Linked DNA regions of Homo sapiens: region 2 is linked to region 1. The links are chromatin loops, found by intact Hi-C in ENCODE. Cell type or tissue: chondrocyte. All regions are shown on one strand. Each heading gives the region's core, and the rest is flanking DNA. Links, peaks and the distances in the headings are about the cores only.

Region 1 (8,335 bases), core at 53-8,052:
GAGCACGTGACCACAGGAAAGGTTGACGCAAGGGTGTGTGTGCATTGTGTGTATGTGCATAAGCACATCCACACAACTGAGGACTGCTCAAGAGTTGGTCTATGGGAGTCTGTGGTTGTGCAACTGTGTCATATTGTGTCTAGGAACAATTTTGTAGCATACAGGGTACAGGGTCAGCTAGCTGTGTTTGTGAGCTTAATGCCAATATGCAATGATCTTTAAATAATAGTGGCCGTGTATGCAGGAGTCTTTGTGAATATGTGTGCAAGGGCTGAGAGTTGTGCTTGTGTGTGTAGGTGTCTGATTGCATTTGTTGAATGTTCAACAGTGTGTTGAGAGCATGCAAGGTTGTGAAGAATTGCACACAACTTAGAAATGCACCATTAGATGTGCATGTGCATGCAGATGAGTAAGCATAAGGCTTGCAAGATGTCCAAATGAAGGGTAAGGTGAAGGTATCTAATAGTTTCTCAATATATAAACTCCTTGTTTTTCTCCAAGGGAGAAACACTTGCCTGTTCAGACAGTGTTTTCCAATCTAAGAAGACAACGATGATTTTTATTAGACATGCACTGGGACTAGGGGGGAGTGAGTTGATGTTTTGAGAGTGGACAAGTCCCCAGAGGCCTGGTGAACAGGGACAGGACCCCTGGGGGCACCATGGGGCTGAGCTGAGCTTCTCTCCTTGTTTCTTGGGCCCCTTGACCTTGTAGTGGCTCATGAAGAGGCTCTAATATGCTCACCTTCAGGCTCCAGGTGGCTGTCTCTGACGGTCACAAGCTCTGCCAACCTCAGCTGCATGCCTGGTGTGGAAATGGGCAAGTGGATGACCCCTGAGAGACTCTTCCTGCTGTTCTTTATTTTTTATTTTTTATTTTTTTGAGACAGAGTCTTGCTCTGTCACCCAGGCTGGAGTGCAGTGGCATAATCTCGGCTCACTGCAACCTCCGCCTCCCGGGTTCAAGCAATTCTCCTGCCTCAGCCTCCTGAGTAGCTGGGACTACAGGCGCATGCCACCATGCCTGGCTTTTTTTTTTTTTTTTTTTTTTTTTTGGTATTTTTAGTAGAGAAAGGGTTTCACCATGTTGGTCAGGATGGTCTCGATCTCCTGACCTCGTGATCTGCCCACCTCGGCTTCCCAAAGTGCTGGGATTACAGGTGTGAGGCACCAAACCCAGCCCCTGCTGTTCTTGATTAGGAAACACTGTCCCCTTTAAAATCAGCTGCCTAGGGAGCCCACTATTAAAATCCTGAGCCCAGGACCCTCTCCAATTTGAAAAGGATTCCAAGTCCTTGATAATATGAAATCACTAACTTATCTGTCAAACTTGGGTGCAGGGGGGCGGGGGAAACAGAGGTGCATTCTACACAGCCCCTGGCCTTAATGAGCTCACAGCCGGCAAGGGGAGACAAACATGTAAACAGAGAGGGATAACATAGTCAGATAAGGGTTGAGATGGAAGAATCGCAGGCAGTTAGACATGCAGACAAGGTCTAAGCTGCCTGGGGTGAAAGGAAATACTTCTCAGAGAAGGTGTCAGCCAAGATAAGTCAGAGCTACTCATGTAATTCAATTTGGTTCAGCAAATATTTGTTGACTGCCAGTGGGTGCTGGACCTGATTCCAGGTGCTGGAGATGAAGAGATGAGCCATCCACAGCCCTGTCCTCAGGGGGGCTTCCCATCTGGTTGGGGAGATAGAGGCATGAACAATAGGCTTGGGCAATAGAATAACAACAGTTTATAACAGTTAAAAAGCACTTGTTCTGTGCCAGGCACTGTCTGAGCATTTTGCAAATATTAACTGTTTAACTTCACAAGACCCCTATGAGGCAGGAATGCTATGAGCCACATTCCACAGATGAGGAAACCAGGGTACAGAGACATCAAGTATAATGGGTGCTGGGGTGGATGTGCTTTGCAAGGTGCAGGAAAGTCAAGAAGATGGAAGGGATGGAGGGCTCCATGTGGAGGGTTTAGGAAGAGTTATCACAGTGAGACCATAAGCTGGGTTTTGAAGGATGAGTAGGAGTTTTCTAGGTAGGGCAGAAATAACAGCATGCTCAAAGGCCAGGACTCCTGAAATACACTGAAACACTCAGGGTGCTCAGGTAGGCAGCATGGGAGTACACAGAGGGTACAAAGGGAGTATCAGGAGGGGAAGCCACAGAGGTGTTCAAAGCCCAGTGAAATGGGGACTTGAAAGCTAACTAAAGCATCCAGATTTGACCAGGAGGGCAATGGGGAGCCACTGCAGGGTGTCTATCAGGGAAGTGGTCTACATTCATTCTATGAATGTGTATTAATCATCTGTCATATGCCAGGCATTGTCCAGGGATAGGTGGGCAAGACCCACAGGGTCACTGCCCTCCTGGATATTATATTCTAGAGAATAAGAACAAAAGCAATTTACAAACTACATTAAAAATCACTAATATCATTTCAAAAGTGATGAGGGTGTCTAAAGATATTATATTCTAGAGAACAAGAGCACAAGTGCTCCCTCAAGCCTCTTTTATGGGTTTTCCTGAACCTCAGTTTTCCTCCATCTCAGGTTTTGTCCTTCCTACTCCCAGAGCCAGAGCAAGCAATGCTCTTTTCATTTGTTTACAGAGTGGGGTAGCCACTAAGCGTCCTTTTTAGGAAAGGATTCCATCACTATGAAAAATTTCAAAAAAACTTGAAAACCTTGCAGTGCCTGGATTTTTATTTTTAGGAATAAATATTTCCTTGATGAATGTGTGAGCTCATTTTTGTCTTCTCTCGAAGGGGTGTGAGAGTCCCTGCCTCCCTCATGAGCTCCCTGTGCCTCTTCCCCTCACCCTAGCTCCTCTCAAGGGACAAGGAGGCACCATTCCTGGGTGATATTTCCAAGAATAAAGAAGCTGGACTCTGGAGAGATGAATGTCTCAGGTTTCCAGACAGGGAAAAGCAAGAAAGAGAGTGGGGTAGGGGAGACCACAGGATCTGGGGTGTGTGTGTGTGACAGGTGTACCATGAGCAGGTGTGTACAGGTGAGTGTGAATATGGACATGGTGTGTCTATGTGAGTAGGTGTAGAAGGGTGAAGATGAAGGCAGGTGGATGGTCCCTGGGTGTTCCTGTCCCCTCCCTGGGTCTCTATGTCCTCTAGGGGCCTCCCTGTATTCCTTCTTGGCTTTCCTGCCTCCACGCTGCCCCACTGCAAGGCCAACTCTGCAGCCTCCCTGACTCCTCTTAGGGTCTCCTTATCCCAGACCCAGATCCCCCTGCCCCATGGAGCATGCCTGTCTCACAGATCTCCTGGAGTCTCCCTGCCCACCTCAGGGTCTCCCCTGCCCTCTTTCCAGGGTCTTCCTGTGTGCTACCTCCCTAATCTCATTTATTTGGTGTCCCCCTGTCTCCCGAAGGCCCCCATCTCCCAGGTCTCCACAATGGGTGGGTCTCCTGTCCCCTGAGGTCTCTCCTGTCCCCTGGGGTCTCCCAGTTGCCCCAACCTCCCATCAGCAGTCTCCCCATTTCCCCTGGGATCTCCTGGTCCCCAGAGCCCTCCCATCCCCCAGGTCTCCATGTTGTGTCTCCCTGCCTCGGGGTCTCCATGGTGGCAGCTACCCTGCTTGACAGCAGCCTCCCCCAGGGGTTACCTGTATGGCGGGCTGGAGTTCGGCGCCGAGTGCTACTGCGGCCACAAGATCCAGGCGACGAACGTGAGCGAGGCAGAGTGCGACATGGAGTGCAAGGGCGAGCGAGGCAGCGTGTGCGGCGGCGCCAACCGCCTCTCTGTCTACCGGCTGCAGCTGGCCCAGGAGTCGGCCCGCAGGTGTACGTGAGTCTGCCCTGCCCCTCTCTGCTGCTCCTCCCTCAGCTGCAGCCCTTGCCCACCAAAGAGTCCCACATGTCTGCCCTGTACCCTCCATGGCTCCCCATCACTCCAAGGCCACCACCGTCCTGCCCCTGCCTCACCTCTCCCACTCCCTCACAGAGCCCTTTGCCCCAGCTCCTTTGAATGGTCCTGCATGCGCTTTTCTCTCCCTCCCACTGAGCTGCGTCTGGTTCCAGCTGTATCCCTCATTCTCACCAGTCTTCCTCCTTCTGAAACTGAGTTGGAGCCTGAGCCTCGCCTTCCCATCCTGATTTTCTCAGAGCAGACTGTCTCTAATGATGATGATGGTGGTAATGGCAATAGCAAACACTTTGTCCTTTTCTCCATGCCTCATATAGAATAGCACATCTAATCTTCACAATGACCCTTGACATAGGTACTATTATTTACTTATTCCCATTTTACAGATGAGGAAACTGAGTCTCAATGTCATAAAGCTTGTAAGCAGCAGAGAATTTAAACCGACTCTGGAGTCCTTGATGCTTTCAAAGAGAGAATTCATCCTGGCTTTTTCAAGCTTCTGGTTTGAGTCTTGTTGGAAAATCTCTCTGATTTCCAAACCAACAGAAGGAGGGAGTGAATAAGAGGACAGGAGCTGGCTCCTTGTCTGAGGGCACTCCTGGGTCCCCTCCTGGGGACTGGGGAGGAATGTTTAATGACAGCTAGTAACTATTTATAAATAATCTGCTGTATGCCAGGCACTGTCCTAAGCCAATTACAGACCTGATTTCATTTACCTTCCCTACAGCCTTTTCAGGTAATTACTGTTGTTCATTATCCCCAACCAGTCCAAGGTCACATAGCCTAATTCCAGATGACCTTAAGACCTATGAGAAGAGTTAATGGGCTTGATAAAAGATGGGGGGTGCTGACCTTTCTGGGGGTTACCCCTCCCACACAGTCCAAGGACAGAAGCAGAAATCCACAGCTGCTTCTCTAGCCCTCTGGCCAGTGCTTCCCAGATTTGCATGTGTCTGAGAGTTCCCCTGGGAGATCTTGTTAAAATGCAGATTCCAATTCAGCAGGTTCAGGGAGATGCTGCATTTCTAAAGAGCTCCCAGGTGATGCCAGGATGCTGGTCCATAGACCACATTTTGAGCCTCTGTGGATCTCGTCCAGAATGTAGTCCTGCCCACCCGGGTGGCTTTAGCAGAAAGTTAACAGCTAGTCTGTTTGCAGAGAAGGGCCTCTTGCATGTGAATTTCATCGTTTATAGAAACTCATTGTTTGTTTGCTTGAAAATGTGTCCAGTGTTTCAAATCCCATATATATATATATATATATACATATATATATATATTTTTTGAGACAGAGCCTCACACTGTTGCCCAGGCTGGAGTGCAATGGTGTGATCTTGGCTCATTGCAACCCCCGTATGCCAGGTTCAAGCAATTCTCCTGCCTCAGCCTCCCAAGTAGCTGGGATTAGAGTTTCCCGCCACCATGCCTGGCTAATTTTTTTTTTTTTTTTGTATTTTTAGTAGAGACAGGGTTTCACTGTGTTGGCCAGGCTGGTCTCAAACTCCTGACCTCGTGATCCACCCACCTCAGGCTCCCAAAGTGCTGGAATTACAGGCATAAGCCACCACACCCAGCCTCAAATCCCATATTTTTGAAGCTCCATTCAAGCTTTGCTGTGCAATAGGGTCAAGCATGCGGTCAATTTGCAAACTGGCTGGTTTTTCCAAATTAACTGCAACTTCCACCTCCCCATAGTCACATCAGTTCAGGTATGAAGCCCTAGGAGGGCAGAGGGCAGAGGACAGAGGTAGCATGTGAAATCCAGGCCAGAGAATGTCCATAGAGTGGCTTTGTGGTTTGGCTGCTAATATTATGAGTTTTTAACTTAGTGGCAGATTTGTCACCTTTACAACTGATCGCCTTTATGTCAATATTTATGTTATGTTATTTTGATAGCAACATTTGGACCATCTGAAGAGATGACCTGAAAGTCAGGGATATTTATAGGGAAAGCTGCTGCCAGTAACACATCCTAGTGGATGAAGCTGAGACAGATAACAAGAATTGGACTGTGTATGTCATTAGCCAGACACTAGCCAGACCTCCTTTTGGTTAATGTTCAGGTTGGCTGAATAACCTGGACACACTCTCTCTCAATATCTCTTTCTCTCCTCTCTCCCCTCTCTCCTTCTCCCCACCTCTCTCTTCCTCTTTCTCTCCCCCACCTTCCTCCCTCTCTCTTCCGCTGTCTCTCCACCCCCATTTCTCTCTCTCTCTCTCTCTCTCTCACACACACACACACACACACATTCAGACACACACACACACTGCTGTGATCACCTTGTATTATATAATAACACTTTCATTGGCCATGGGTGAGCTGGGGGGCTGCTGGCAGGAACAATGCTGCACCCCTCACCTGCCCCCTTCTGTGTGGCACAATTATTTGGGTGGTGCTTTGTACCATCTGAGAATAGCATTTTTGTATTATGTCCAAGAGGAAGAAACACACTTATTTCTACTGAGAGTGGAGTCCTGGATTCTCTAAAGTCCATCACCGTTGTTCCGAATCATCGCCATGTAAGGTTTGAAGCTTGAGCACCTTCAGCTGGAGACCCTAAAAGAAAATCTAAGCCTTATTAGCCTTGAGGCTACTAAGGCTGAGACTTAGAAGGGAGGCAGCTTGGACAAGGAGAGAGATGGTTGACAATGTTTCAAATCCAGTTGGCAACATGGTATACAAAGAGAGTGCAGGGACCATTCATTGAACCAAAACACTTGATGAGCTCCTCTGTGGATGAGGTATGGAGAGGCTCAGTGGTCAGTAAAGCACAATGCCTGACCTCAAGGAGCTTTCCATCTCATGGGGCAACAGACCTGATACTAATGAAATTGGTTCAACCATGAGTTAAAAGGATAATTTTGTGCAGACCCAATACAAGTAGGATTGGTTGAACCACAGACCCAGAGGGCTGCGGGGGCTCTGTCTTCAAGAGCCAAGGGAGCAACTTTTGAGCTGAATCTCATTCTGAGAGGATTCCAGGTGAAAGGGACAGCCATGTGTTCTAATTCATGATCAAAAGTCCAGAGTCAGCAAAGGTCATGTGTTGAATGCTATGTTGGAAGCACCTTTCTCACTGATGTCTGCATTTTATATTTGTAGAAACTGTGGCTCAGAGAATAGAAATGGCTAAATTGAACAGCACTGGGGGAGGCTCCACAAAGAAGGGGGCAGCTCGATAAAGGAGGGGACATTTGACAAGAGCCTTGAAAGGTTGTTGCCTGGCAGAGAAGAGGAGGATACCCAGACTCAAGACAAATCACCAAGCAGTGGGAGAGGAATTAGGCAAATAAAAGAGTGCACAAAAGCCTGGTGCCTATTGCAGGAAATGACTGGCAGGCATGGTTTTTCCAAGGCTACTGTGCCTCTTAGGGACTGACCATGGGCTTGAACCCAGGTCCATGAATCCCAGTTAGTATACCCACTTGCTACAGTGTTGTAGACACCCTGACCCTGGAATTTGGTTCAGAACACCATCTCTCTTTTAGGGGAGCTCCTTGGCTCCAGCTCATCTCCTTCCTTCCCTGACCCTGATCCCTCCTTCCACCTTGTTTCCAGACTCTAGGCAATGTGAAATCTGCAATGTCTTTGCTCTGACTCAGTGGTGCCTTCGATTTCCTAGGATTATGCCTAGGATTTGCTTTGTACACAAAGAAGTCAGAAAGGGATGCCTTCCAAGTCACTGGCACACAACTCTGGCATGTATTACATCAGGCAAGAGAAATGAGCGAACACTCCAGCAAACAGCTATGGCAGAAACCAGATTTCATTTGTAGAGTCATTAGTTGGTATTAACACTGTGTCCTAATTGTGTTTTCCTAAGCAGTGGCACAGAACCTTTAATGATTGGAGAGATCTAAAGGAAGGTTTTTATCTCCCAAGGACCATTCTGGTGGGGCATCTGCCTCGCACAGGATGCCAGCCTACGTGTTTCTGAGGTGAGGTGATGGAATGTTCCCATAATAGTGAGAGCATTAAAAGGTTAGCAAAGCAAATGTCTGCAGGCACCCTGCTATTCTGCCTTGACACAGACTCTCGGGCACGTGGACTCTTTGCCCTTGTTACAAAAGAACTGAGAAATGGACTTCTTTCTTGGTCAGATTACATTTTTCACAGCAGTTTGCTAAATGTGTCGGCAAGTGTAGCTCTCCTCCCAGGGATAGAGACCTGCTGGTGATTTGAGAACATTATGGCTTTACGCGATGTTGCAAGAAATTTCATTTGCCTGAAAGATTCTTGCAAGATTTGGGTTGCAAAGTTCATCAGAACGGGGCTCCTGAGTCCCAAGGGTGGCTGTCCATGGTGCTGACCACTGCACTGCCTAAAACCCCAATGATGGCAAATCAGCCTCTCCCAGGGATGTGTACTTTTTTCCTTTTGTTTTTTCCTTCCTAGTTTAGTGAAGACATTATGAAGCTTACACTATCACTGAAAAAATAGATACCTTGTTTAT
Region 2 (8,335 bases), core at 288-8,287, 170 kb after region 1:
CCGGACATCAGGATCACGAAGCTAATTTTTTATTAATTTATCAGGCTCTGCAGTTTATTTCCATGGCCCTTGAGGCTCAGAGAGTAGGTGTGGCACATCCATAGGCCAAGAGGGGACAGACTAAATTTATAAAGGCTGGGGTATCCCATCCTGATGTTTGAGGCAGAAAAAGGGAGAATGGACACCCAAATCAGTCGATGCTCTGAACAGGGAGGAGAAAAAGCAGATATAAAAGTCACAAAACATAGGTGTAAGACCCTGGGGTCAGCTCCTCCTTGTTTATATGGTCTTGAGCAAGTCTTTTGCTTCTCTGAGCCTCAGTTTCCCTGTTCCAAGATGTGCATGGTGACATGATACTTACCTAGTGCTTACTATGTGCCAGCTTCCATTTAAATAACTTATATACATTAACTCATGTAATACTTAAGTGACACTGTGTGGTAGTTATGACATCATTCCTATTGTACAGATGAAGCAAGTGAAGCCAAGAGCTCACCCAACTGAACAAAAGCACCTATGTCATGGGGTGAGAATTGAGGAGTTAGAATTTACAAATCTCCAGACATCATGCCTGGTACACAGTAGATGCTCAATAAAACATAGCCAATGCTGTTGTCATTGTTAAAATATCTTTCAGGGTCATTGTTGCATTCAAGTATAACAACAAATACACGTGATTGATAAGCATTGTGTAACTGTAGGATGGGTAAACTGAGGCAGAGAAAAGTGAAATGGCTTGCCTAAGGCCATACACATTTACACTGAAGATTTTGCTCTTTTCTAAGATCCACCTTGGCTCCTTTATGGAGTTTTTGAGACCAAGTCCCAAGTTTGATAGACCAGACCCCAGCACACAGGCTTTGATTCTGAAAGACCTGGATCCAAATCCTGCCTCTACCACTCCCCAGTTGTGTGAGTAGAACAGGGTCCTTTTTATCACCCTCCCTGTCTGAGAAATAAGATGAAAGAATCAGGCACACAAGAATCATGAGCAGAATTGGATGAGAGGGAGCAAGAGATCAGGGTTTGCCCTCAGCCCTGCCACTTACTCCCTGCAGGACCTTGGACAAGCTGACTTCTGCTTAGTTTTCTTATCTGCAAAATGGGGATTATAATTCCATAAGATAATGTTAGAAATCTTGGGTTTGTCCAAAACCAAACCCAAGAATAAGGAGGACCTGAAAATGTATATTTCTAGCAAATTCCCAAACAATGTTGATGCCACTGGTTTGGGGACCACACTTGGAGAATAATAAATCTATAGGAAAGACAGGTGGGATGGAGTTCAAATCAAAGCTCTGCCATTTCTTTGCTGTGTGACCTTGGGAAAGCTACTTGGCCTCTCTGAGATCCAGTTTTTCTCTCTTAAAATGCAGCAAATGATGTCTACTTCACAGAGTTGTTAAGATCAGAGGTAATAGAAAAAGTACCTGATACGTAAGAGGCTCTCGACAGAGGGCAGCTGTAGGTGACAGTCTCTTGAGGTGCATGAAAATAAGGTTTTCAATGAAGACCACCACCAACAGAATAGCCTCCTTGAATTTGTTTTTCTGATGGGTAGAGAAGAGAGAGAAGTTTCACAAAACGTAGTTCCATGAAGTCAGCAGCAAAAGACTGGGGCTGGGGAGCTCAGAGGAAATGCTCAGTGACACATTAGGCAGAATGGATGCCCAGATTTGTCTGTGCACACAAAACAGCACTAACCTAAAGAATCAATTAGCTCCCTGCCAGACAAGCTGTCTCACCCCAGGCACCCAGAGAGGGCCTGCCTGCCCCAGCCACCCTGAGCACCACGGAACAAATCTTCAAAGTCATTTTCTTTCTACTTCCGATGTGATTAAGAGACAAGCTGCCTCAACTGGGGGACAACTCCATTAACAACCCTCAGATGGCAAAATGTCATTGGCCAAGATGTCCTGGGAGGAACATTGTTCGCGGGGGGAGGGAGACAGTTGCACTTGCAGGTACAATGTGACCGTTGGCAAATCTGGGCTCTGGGCCTCGGTGTCCTCTTTGTACAAAAGAGAGGAATTAGATTAGCTGACTTCTAAGAACCCTCCAGCTTCAATATTGTATGATTCTATATACAACAGTCTTGAGTGGGGTCAGAAACAGGGATCTGAACGGGATTAAGAAAGTCAGGGGCTTGGAGTGTGGTCTGCTTCAGCACCACAGACAGCTCCAAGCCTCTGGGCATCCCAAGAAAAATGCCTGAATCTGTGTGAAGGCAGATGTGTGTATGAGTGACGTTGACATTATAGTTTAAGTCAAGGGTCCTCAATCACAGCACTATTGGCATTTGGGGCCAGATAACTCTGGAATTTTTCCCATGTATTGCAGAATGTTTATAAGCACCCACCCCACACCACCCTCAAGTCATGACAATCAAAATCATCTCCCAGACATCGCCAGACATCCCCAGTGAGTGGGAACAAAATCACCTCCACCTGAGAACCAGCAATCTAAGTAAACAGCTCTCCCTGCAGTGCACAGCTGGGATCACCCTCATTGCCCCAGTCCTGAGTCTGTCCTTCTAGACTTAAAGAATCCAGGAACCTAAAACTCTATATTTATCTCTTCTGGTGAGCAGCAGTAAACAGGTTTAAAAAAAAGGTAAACAAGTTTTTAAAAGAATTACAGACTGCAGTAAGTGCTGTAGAAAAGATCAACAGGAGGATATGATTAAAAAGATAATATGAGAACACATGTCACTTTAAATAAGGTGGTTGAGAAGGGCCTCCCTGAGTAGGTGACAATTGAACTGACACCTGAAGGTTGAGAAGGGACTACTTGTAGGAAAATGTGGGGACATTCATTTCAGGCAGAAGAGACAAAAAGTTCCAAAGCTCTGATGTTGGAGAGAGTTGATTATGTTTGAGGAAAAACAAGGAGGTCAGTGTGGCCTCCTGTAGAGTGAGAGAGGGAAGAACAGCAGAGATGAGGCAGGAGAAGAGCAGGAGAAGGATTTTAAACTAAATCCCTGGGGAACACTTCAGGTGCTAGTGGAAGCCTCCCCTCCTGGGTCTTCAAGACCCACAGCAAAAGCCTTAGGCCTCCTTCACTGTAAGAAGCCACCACGGCTGCAGACCAAGCCCACACTTTCAGCTAAAGGTGAGATCAGTGTCTTACAGGCTGCTCAGAAAACTAAGTTTTTCTACAGCTTATGAAAGCTCCCCCTATTTCTAACCAGAGGTCAAGATCAAGAAGTTGCAGCACACTTTGCAGCATCCAGGGAACAGGGTCTGCCCTTCCTTAAACACATGTCTTGCCCTAGATCCCATGGTGTTATCAAGCTTTTGAGAGCATCTTGTGACTTAGTAAGGTGGCATGATGTGGGGCAAAAGAGAGAAAATAGCAATTTCCTGGGGATTTATGACCATATAATTTAGTTTTCCTGCCTGAATCATTGTGTCTTCTCTCTTCCCCCAAGCGTCCTTCAAAAGTCAATGACTTCAACACTTTGCAAACCTGTCCTGGTCCTACCTTCCCAAGGGGAAGCTCAGAGCACCTCTGTCATTCCTGTTTATTGAATGGAGCATCAGGGGGCAGTGAGGTCTTGTGAGAAGTTCCCAAAGCCCCCACATTAAAAAGCAATTCTAGGCACCTGGCTGCTTCTAAATGTACATCTTTATTCATCTCTACCTTAAAAAAAATGTATCTGTAGGGGAAAGTCAACAGCTTGATTCCCAGAAAATTTCAATGAAGAGATGGACACCACTTCAGACCTTGACAAGGACAGTGGAAATTGAATTCCAGGAAAGAGAATTATAATAGTAGCACTTACACATAAGAATTCTAGAATCAAACAGAACTGAGTTCAGACACCAGATCCTCTACTTACTATCTGGGAGGCCCTAGGAAATTGATTTTACCTTTCTGAGCTCAAGCTCCCTCATTTGTAAAATCGAAATAATAATACCAATAATTTCATAGGGTTCTGGAGGAGAAGGGAACTACATAAGATTCTGATAGAAGGTAAGCTTCATGACAGCAGGTCCTGAGATTGTGTTATGATTGTAAGGACATGTGTTCCTTCTATAAATATTGATTGAGTTCATAATCTTATGAGTGAGTGCATATGTGAATAAATAATGAACCAGAGGAAAGGGGATGCTTGTTATGTAGTGGCAGAGTTTAGCCATACTGTCACCTGTAGTAAAATGGAAATTAAATAATATGTATAGTCTATTCAGTTATCTAAACAAGGGGATTTCCTGGCAAAATATTAAAGATGACACCTGGTTCTTCTTGCTGTTTATAGTAAAATGCAAGAGGCAAGAGACAACCTGAAGGAATGACTGATAAACAAAAAGAAGCCAGGGCTTGCTGGTTTTGAAAATTGCTTGTGTCTCTAGATGGCAAGTGATGCCAAAATTAAGAAAGATATCTGGGCAAAGGTTGAATCCAGGACACTGTCAGGAAATACAATATAAAGTTGAGGGTGTGACTGTAAAATTCATTATTAATGCCTCATAAAGACCTAAGATAACCAATCAGTCAAACCATGCAACTTTTAATAAGCAAGGGTATTATGCCTCCACTGCCTTGGGATTCTCAGCAGAAGTTTGAGGTAGAGAAAAGTTTATGCCAATGAGATTCATGAGTGTGGCTTTTTTTTCTAATGGAATGAGCCCCCAATAAGATTCACAAAAGACCCACAAAATTTTTAAGAGAAATGTATTGGCAGAAACACAGCCCACTTGTATTGAAAGAAGCATAAGCTGCACAAATTAAAAAGAGGACTTTAGACCCACCCCCACCACATCTACAGAAAAAAGTAAGCTAAAAATACAGCCCATCTTCATGCAGGCTACCTTTATGGAGAAGAAATGATGACTGGGTGATAAAACCAAGAGTTCAATAGGTGAAGCCAAGAGCCATGGAGATTTAGTCAGGCCTTGAGTCTTGTTGAGTAATAAACAGCTAGATTATCTGCACATAAGTAGACAAAATTTGCCTAGATATGACTGCTTAACTCAAAAATTTTAAATCAATAAAATTCATCTTTTAAAGTGAGTTTCTTGAATTAGAAAAGAAAGTCACTGAAGCCATGGAGGGAACATTTGTGGCAAAGCGTCAGCCATCCTGAACTCCTCCCTCCTCACTGTTAATCCGTGAGGTGTTAAGATCATGCATGGCTAAAGGAATCCCAATGAACAGACCTGGCCAATCTGAGTCCTGCATTCCTCTGGTCAGGGTGTTGGTCAGGGGTGGGGGACATATGGCTCCATCTGTCAATGAGATAGCAAGAGGTTTTACAGAGACTTCTGGGACAGGGTCAAATTCTCCTTCCCACTGGCCTCAGTATTGAAAAGGCACAGGAGTAGGAGCCACCATTAAGATTACTCGAGCACAGAGGAGGAACAAAAGGAGAAAAAGGCTTCATAGTGGAGGTAACATGAGTTGCGTCTTGATGACTAATTTAGTAGGCAAACAAAGTAGGGGAGAAGAGAACTCCATGAAGAGGGAAGAGTGTGAACAAGGGCTAGGAGGATTCAGACAGCATAGAGTGTTTCATGGAAATAGAACATCCTGGCTGAAGGGAAAGGAGCATGTGGAGGTAGGATGAGAGATGAGACAGGAGCAGGCCTCAGGCCTAATTATGAAAAGCCTTGTAAGCCACGTAGGTGACTTTGGAATTGAGGGCTCTGGGAAGGGCACAGTCAGGCTTTATTTTTTGTTTTTGTTTTTGTGTTTTGTTTTGTTTTGTTTTGTTTTTTGTTTTAGAAAGATCACTCTGGCTACTCCCTGGTGGAATGACTAGAGGAGTCTTGCATAGTCTATATTCATCTTAAATAGCCTTCAAGACCACAGACTATGAGGGCCAGAACTTTGTGGGTGGGGCCCCGAGGACAGGTCCTTGAGACCGAAAATCTGGGAATGCAACTTGTTTGAATTGAAGTCTTCAGTGGCCTCATCACATACAGCCTCTTGGCATCTGATTTAGTTTAGGTTCTCCAAGAAGCAGACCCTGAGACAGATTTGGGCACAGTTATTTATCTGGGAAGTGACCCTAAAAAGCACTGGTAGGAAAGTGGGGAAATAAGATAGGGAAGGATAGAAGCCAATAGATAGGGCATTGATGAGCAGGGCAGAGGTGACTGGGGCTCAGTCCCACTGGGTACTTCTGGGAGACAGTGTAGAATATGCTCAGAGTGGTCTCACTTGGAAGGTGAGGGAACTAGGGTATTTATCCACAAACTAACCGTCCTTGCTTGGTTTGAAGGGCTGTGTCTCCCCAGCATTTCTGGCCAGTCCCATTGCAGACTGAGTATGCATATGGCTGAAGAATGCCTTCAGACAGGAAGACTCAGGTGCTGGCCACAGAAGTCTGTGAGCATGTTCAGGGTCCATGAATGCTGGAGGGCTGCAGGTGGGACACCAACAGCATTTGCTACAGGAGGCATGAATGATTCTTGACATTGAAGGAAGGAAAAGAAAAGGAAGGGAGGGAGAGCAAACAAGAGGTAGAACAGAAGAATGTAAACAGGAAAGAAAAGAAAGAGAAAGGAAGGAAAAAGGACTATTTACTGAGCACTTACTATTTACCAGGCATTATAACAGAAGTCTTCATTTATCTTATTTAAATTTCACTGTGCTGTGAGGAGAAACTGATTGTCCTGTTTTCCAGATAAGATATAAAGGCTTGGATAGGCTGAAATAAACGACAAACAGATCTGGAGTTAAAACTCATGACCCCAAATTCTGAAAAAATTATCATCCTTCTTACTCTTCGGTGTGATGTGGGGTTGACACGTCTGGAAATGCAGGCCCCAGGCTGCAGTCCCATGGTCACATGACACTCGGCTGGTGGTAGCAGATGTGCTCTGTCAGACCCGTTGACCCTGCAGGAATAATTTATGCCTGAGGTTTTTGCTTATTTGAAAATAACTGGCTGATGGATGGTGCTAAATGAAGACCATCTGCAGATGTGAATTATTTAACGGCAGGAGCATTTTTCGGGTGCAGGGAAACTCACTGGGGCCCAAGCAAGGGGCCTGGATCCACTCTCTTGTGACCCATCACATCCCAATCAGAGAGTGGAAATACTCTTGGGGGAATAGATTTGAAATTTCCCAGAAGCAGCCCTGCCCCACCCCTGCCTCCCACACAGTCCCCCAGCTTCTCTGTCATGATTACTCACAGATGACCTGGATGAAATCATCTCATAAGGGAGTTATTGGGGAGAGAAGCGATGCCACTGACAAGGTATGTGAGCTTGGGCAGGGGCAGGTCACATTACCTCTTCAAGCCTCAGTTTCCTTATCTGTAAAATAGGCATGATATGGTTTGGGTCTGTGTTCCCACCCAAATCTCATGTCAAATTATAATTCCCAGTGTTGGAGGTGGGGCCTGGTGGGAGGTGGTTGGATCATGGGGGTAGAGTTCTCATGAATGGTTTAGTGCTGTCCTCGAGATAGAGTTCTCAGGAAATCTGGTTGCTGAAAAGTACGTATTACCTCCCCCCACTTGCTCTTCCTCCCGCTCCCACCACATAAGATGTCTGCTCCTACTCTGCCTTCTGCCATGATTGGAAGCCCCCTGAGGCCTCTCCAGAAGCAGATGCTGCCATGCTTCCTGTACATCCTACGGAATTGTGAGCCAATTAAACCTTTTTTCTTTATAAATTACCCGGTCTTATGTATTTATTCATAGCAATGCAAGAATGGACCAATACAAGGGATTATATTAGGGATCTCCAGAGAAGCAGAACCAATGGTGGAGAGAAAGGGAGAGAGAGAGAGACAGAGGGAGAGAGAGAGAGAGAGAGAAATTGGTTCACATGATTAGGGAGGCTTAGCAGGCCTACAATCTGCCATCTGCAAGTTGGAAACCCAGAAAATTTGGCAATGTACTTCAGCCCAAGTCCAAAGCCCTGAAAACCAGAAACACCAATGGTGTAAGTCTCAGTCTGAGGGCAGGAAGAAACTGATGTCCCAGCTCAAGCACTCAGGCAGAGAGCAAATTCAACCTTTCTTGGCTTTTGTGTTCTAGTCAGGCCCTCAGTGGGTTGGCTTATGCCCACCCACCTCCGGAAGGGCAATGTGCTTTATTCAGTTCACCTATTTAAACACTAATCTCTTCCAGAAACATCCTCACAGGCACACCCAGAAATAATGTTTAACCAGATTATCAGCATCTTTTAGTCCAGCCAAATTGACACACAAAATGAACCTTCTCAGGGATCATTAGGACTTAACTGAAAAATCCATGAGTCAATACATGAGTTACAGACCCTCTGGAGCCCACCCATATCCCCTTGCCCTCACCACTTCAGGGCACATTGGCCCAATTCTGTTGTCAGCACCTGAGGGCTTTCTCAGGTCCAAGGTTG

Evidence for each region. Hi-C counts contacts between places; a loop is a spot of excess contacts. Peaks named below come from ENCODE experiments on the same cell type or tissue, not always from the same donor. Only the 100,000 strongest peaks of a DNase experiment are listed, where the experiment ranks them.
Region 2: it touches region 1 in a loop (2.0-fold over the local background); 2 of 110 quality-filtered maps call a loop at or near these places.

What each region holds. Positions count from the first base shown.
Region 1 is chr12:108,206,506-108,214,840 of GRCh38, forward strand. WSCD2 (WSC domain containing 2) reads left to right here. Exons shown (of 9, transcript NM_014653.4): 4 at 3,616-3,800. All of the region lies in intron 2 of LOC124903077 (a long non-coding RNA gene), which reads right to left. Among named protein-coding and RNA genes, the nearest start is that of WSCD2, 81 kb to the left of the region's middle. In chondrocyte, for the core only: no CTCF peak of the experiment used is centred there; a DNase peak (open chromatin) is centred at 3,635.
Region 2 is chr12:108,380,133-108,388,467 of GRCh38, forward strand. No RefSeq gene overlaps it. Among named protein-coding and RNA genes, the nearest start is that of CMKLR1, 45 kb to the left of the region's middle. RefSeq lists a silencer at 2,067-2,267 and an enhancer at 6,249-7,448. In chondrocyte, for the core only: no CTCF peak of the experiment used is centred there; no DNase peak of the experiment used is centred there.